2 separate regions of the Mus musculus genome follow, and region 2 is linked to region 1. Evidence: chromatin loops called from intact Hi-C (ENCODE). Cell type or tissue: left cerebral cortex. All regions are shown on one strand.

The links. Hi-C counts contacts between places; a loop is a spot of excess contacts. Peaks named below come from ENCODE experiments on the same cell type or tissue, not always from the same donor. Only the 100,000 strongest peaks of a DNase experiment are listed, where the experiment ranks them.
Region 2: it touches region 1 in a loop (2.9-fold over the local background); 12 of 42 quality-filtered maps call a loop at or near these places.

The regions. Positions count from the first base shown.
Region 1 is chr5:92,504,748-92,507,247 of GRCm38, reverse strand. It overlaps Scarb2 (scavenger receptor class B, member 2), which reads left to right and starts at 1,591. Exons shown (of 12, transcript NM_007644.4): 1 at 1,591-2,056. The coding sequence starts at 1,940. In left cerebral cortex, CTCF peaks have their summits at 602 (motif pointing right) and 1,502; DNase peaks (open chromatin) are centred at 655, 938, 1,580 and 2,257; H3K4me3 peaks cover 1,872 bases; H3K27ac peaks cover 1,874 bases.
Region 2 is chr5:92,655,397-92,657,896 of GRCm38, reverse strand. It overlaps Ccdc158 (coiled-coil domain containing 158), which reads left to right. Exons shown (of 25, transcript NM_001360018.1): 9 at 1-28. Among named protein-coding and RNA genes, the nearest start is that of Ccdc158, 18 kb to the left of the region's middle. In left cerebral cortex, a CTCF peak has its summit at 1,440; a DNase peak (open chromatin) is centred at 1,440.

The DNA of each region.
Region 1 (2,500 bases):
ACTTACAATCCTTAATACAAAGTAATAACATGGACACCACCACTGTTTGGAAATTATGACGAGGAGAAGAAGAAGAAGAAGAAGAAGAAGAAGAAGAAGAAGAAGAAGAAGAAGAAGAAGAAGAAGAAGAGGAGGAGGAGGAGGAGGAGGAGGAGGAGGAGGAGGAGGAGGAGGAGGAGGAGGAGGAGGAGGAAGGAGGAGGAGGAGAGGGAGAGGGAGAGGGAGAGGGAGAGGGAGAGGAGAGAGAGAAATCTGTGCAGGTGCAATTGTCCTGAGTCTAACTAACTATGTAGTACACCAGCAACAGTGTAACTTTCATCTAAATTCATTTTTTTCATTGCACATACCTCCCCCCCCCCATTTTCTTTTAGATTTTATTTTACTCTGCTGGGTTTTTTCCTTTATCTATTTTTTCAATTTTAAGACAGAGCTTCTTTTGTGTGCTTCTATTTTGCTTGTTTTCTTTCCTCTTTTGAGACAAGGTCTCCCTCTATGGTACAGGCTGCCTCCAGTGTCACGATTATTTGAGTGTTTTCCATCCTGGTGGGCTGACTCCTTAATGATAAGGACACTGGCCTGGCCAAGAAAATGTCAGTTCAGATCTTCCCCTGCAGATGGCATTAGTGACTGATGAGCCTCTCAGCTGTTGAACACGACTGAAATCTATCCCAAGCTGGTAAAGACTAACTTCTCAAGGTTGCTCCCAGTCCGCTGATTAAGCACAACAGGGATATTTAAGGCAGGTCTACATCTGAGATATGTCAGAATTTGGGGACATGCCAGTTTGCCTCAAGGACTACTCTCTCCCCACGGCTTTGCTGAACTTGTAGGTATTACTTTGCACCCAGCTTCCCTACTTGCCTTTTCCCATTAACGAAATCACACCCCACCCCCCACATCCCAACTCCAGTTCCTCTTACAACCTGTACAGCACTTCTTTCTGCTTCATAATAGGGCTGCCGCGTGTTTGTGTGTCTGTATGTGTGTGCCAGTCACGGAACTAACCCTTATTCAACTGATGATGACAAAATAGACAACAAACACCTGCTCTACTTGACTTGCTTCTCTGTTAACGCCCTTTATCAGGACACAGAGCCTTTCAAAATCTGATCTCCGAGGGCTTGGCACCACAAACCCTACAGCATAAGGCCTAGACTACTCAACAGTTAACTCCCTTGCCTTCAGTCTGCGGAGGCAAACGCCTCCTCCTCACTTTCTTGAGGACACACTCTGACTTATTCCTGAAGACCCAGTTCAACCCAACAAGGCTCTGCAGGTACAAATCAGGCACAAGTCAGCAGGCACCTTGTAAAAGCATTAGTTACATTGTACTTAAATCTTCCAAGGAACTCGGGAGATCCTCTGGAGTAAGGGAAACCGCGCGTCCAGCCGGGGTTCCCCATGCTTGGCCCACCGTGGGCCCTCAGCAGAGATCTGAAGGAGAAAGAAAGCGGCAGAGCGAATGGGGAAGGGCGATTTCAGTTCCCTGGATGACCGCGCCGCCTGCAGGGAGAGGATGCAGGCGCAACCCCGCCGAATCGCAGGGGCCGCTGCAGGGCACATGACTGAAGGCCTCCGCCCGGCCCCTCCCGCTTCCCGGCGCAGTCGCCAGCCGTCACCATCACCGCCGCCGCGGCTTGCTGGCGAGCCCCACCAGCCCGCGTCACCGCTCTGCGCGCTCCCTGCACCTCCCTGGCTGCAGCAGCCGGAGAAAACGAAAGCCAGGCGGCCCCGGCACTCGCGATCGCACCGGCTCTGCTGCTCATTCCGGTATCTACTCCAGGGCTGTGCGCACTGCGCGGGCAGCGGCTGAACACGCACGGAGAAGGTGCGGGAGCCGCAGGGGCCCCGGGCTTTGGGCGGCTGCTGCTCGGCCTTGGCGGAGGCTTGTTCCAGCTCGCCGTTCGGTCCCAGGCCTGGCCGGTGAGCTGCGCGCAGTATGGGCAGATGCTGCTTCTACACGGCGGGGACGCTGTCTCTGCTGCTGCTGGTGACCAGCGTCACGCTGCTAGTGGCTCGAGTCTTTCAGAAGGCGGTAGACCAGACGATCGAGAAGGTGAGGCAGGCTAGTGTGTGTGTGTGTGTGTGTGTGTGTGTGTGTGTGTGGTGTCTTTCTAGGCCACCCTCCCATTGCGGACCCTGTGTGGGGAGAGTTGCGTTGGCGCCGAGCCTGCAGAACACAGCTCTTGTTTGCCTCCCCGGGTTGGCAGGATGTGGAGACTTGAGGTGACTCTTCCTTTTAAATAACCTGTAAGTCTACAGATCTCGACTTTGTAGAAAAGCCTTGCGTTTCCGTTCTATCCTTAGCAATTCTCCACACCCCTCTACGCACCCGGTCTATGTTGAGCCCTGTTTCCCTCGCACTTGACAAAGAAATAGAAATGCGTAAAAGCACCGCAGAAGAGGCTGGCTTTGTAGGCTTGCCCGCGCAGCCTTTGAAACGGAGTGAGCCTGGGGATGAGAAGTGGGTGAGAGGTCTATTGTGTTCTCCTTCCTGGGC
Region 2 (2,500 bases), 150 kb before region 1:
GGAGTCCAAAAGGATGTATGAAGATAAGGTCAGTTTAAACATCACTTCCAAGGGCTGTTTTTTTGCACATTGAATCATTTTTAATAGTTTGTTTGAAAATGAACAATCAATAATTTCTAACTAAAGGAATATTTTTAAAATCAGTGTTAGTTGGTAAACAAACATGCTAAATTATATGTTAACTTATAAACTTTTATTTAAGTTGATGTTTAAATTCATTATAAAGTGATTGAGAAATATTTTTCAGGTAATTTCTAGATAATAAATTGAGTAGCACAGAGTGTAGGGACAACACTACTCCTGCATGCCTGAAGCTCTAGATTAATCCTCACTACCACAAAATTGAGTTAAAAGTAAAGAATAGAACTATGCCATTTATCTTTTGCTAAGGCTTGGCTTGGCAAGTGTGGCCAGCTGTCTGTGTCTCCCACCAATGCTTTGGGGGCTTAATTCATCCCTTCAACTTCTAGTCATTTTTGTGTCTAGAAAACTAAACTTTAAGATTACTCAAAATAATAAAGTAAAAATTAGGAAACTCAGTCTTCCTATTTCATCATATAATTTCTCTTTAAAAGCAGATAATAATATTTTGCAGGAGGTGAGTCTGGAGAGATGGCTCAGCAGTCAAGATTGTGTACTGCTTTTACAGAGAGACCTGAGTTCAGTTACTGCCACCCACAGCATATGGTTCCCAGTCCCTGGAGCCCACAGCTCCAGCTCCAGGATGCCCACCATCTCCATGATTCCATATTATTATCAACCATTTATTCAGAGCTTAGATTTTTGTTAATTTCAACCATTTGAAAACAGTGAAATTCCTAAAACTAGAAAAACAAGAGTTGCCTTTCAGAGGAGGTCATGTTCTGCATCCCTGAGAAGGGTGTTGATGTTTGCCTTAAGTGGTTGCGTTCCACTTACTGTACAGTGTCTTACTTTGTGAATGTTTGGAAGATGAGTTCACTTAGGTTATCATAGAGCAGTAGTTCTCACCCTTTGGGATCTGCTCACCCTTTCACAGAGGTGGCATTTCAGATATCCTGCATATCAGATATTTATATTATGATTCATAACAGTAGCAAAATTACAGTTATGAAATAGCAATGAAATAATTTTATGGTTGGGTCACCACAACATGAAGAACTGTATTAAAGGGTCACAGCATCAGGACGGGGAACCCCTGCTTTAGAGAGCCTTGCAGAGATAACTCAGGTACAGTTTTTCCTATACCTTAGTTATTTATTTTAGGGTGGTCATTTAGAATAGAGGGTAATGCAGCTACCACCCCTTTCATAAATGACAACCATCCTGTTAGCTGCAATAGAGGAAGCTGGTCTCTGTGCTGGCAGACTTAATGGACAGACAGTGCAGCACTGTCTTCCACACATTGACTTACTGTCTTGTGCACAGCACAGCTTAGCTTCCACTGCCATTCCAGTGATGACCACAGGGAGGTGCTGTCTTCCTTGGCTCAATGATGTACATTAGATGTCTACCTTTAACTCTGTAGCAAGAGGAGGAAATTTTCACACGGTTTTATCAAAGTCAGCAGAGGAAATTAACAGGAACTGTATACTCTCACCCCAGCCATGTCTTGCAAACATCTTGATCACTACTCACAGGAAGGGAGTCCATGCAGTAAGAGAAGAAAGCCATTTACCTCTATTAAATGTCAGGTGGTATTCTCTCTCTTCAGATGTTGAGTTGAAGATCATTAAACTGATTTTATGATTAACTAGGGGTTGTAGTTTGAATAGCATCCATCCTTTTTAAATCTCTATGTATAGCTTCTAGTCTCGGGGCAAGATAATTTTAATTACTACTACCTCAAAGCATCCCTCGGGACCCAACTCAATAAAGCCAAGAGAAGCTCACTTTTGCCTTCTAGTTTCTTTTCTCAGGACAAACCTTTGTGTTGATGGCGATTGTCCACTCCCTGTAGACAAAGCACTCTATACAAAGGGCATGACCCTCCCTTCAGAAGCCAGAGCAGAAGGGTGGTCATGGTCTCAATAAAGCATGGCTAGGAGGATGTCACATGATAATCTGACAGACAGAGGAGCACCATTGTATTATAGTCCAGTAAAAAGGTGCTATTATTTTTAAAGTGTTATTCTTGACTATCCAAACCATTCTGAAAAGACAGATATTTACTGACATAAGACTCCGAAAAGTCACAAACTACTAAATCAAGCTCAATTCGCCTATGTTTTCTTATGTCATTTGTAATTACTATGGTTCTTCATTATATTGTAGCTTGAAAAAATGATCTCTTCATAAGCTTCATCCAGTTTGCTTATTTATCTTGTCTAATATATCATGTTGACATATTAGGACTATTGTCCTAATGTGTTCTAATGTAAATAATTGATCACCAATACTTTTTTGTTTGTTTGTTTGTTTGGTTGGTTTGTTTTGTTTTTTCGAGTCAGAGTTTCTCTGTGTAGCCCTGGCTGTCCTGAAACTCACTTTGTAGACCAGGATGGCCTTAAACTCAGAAATC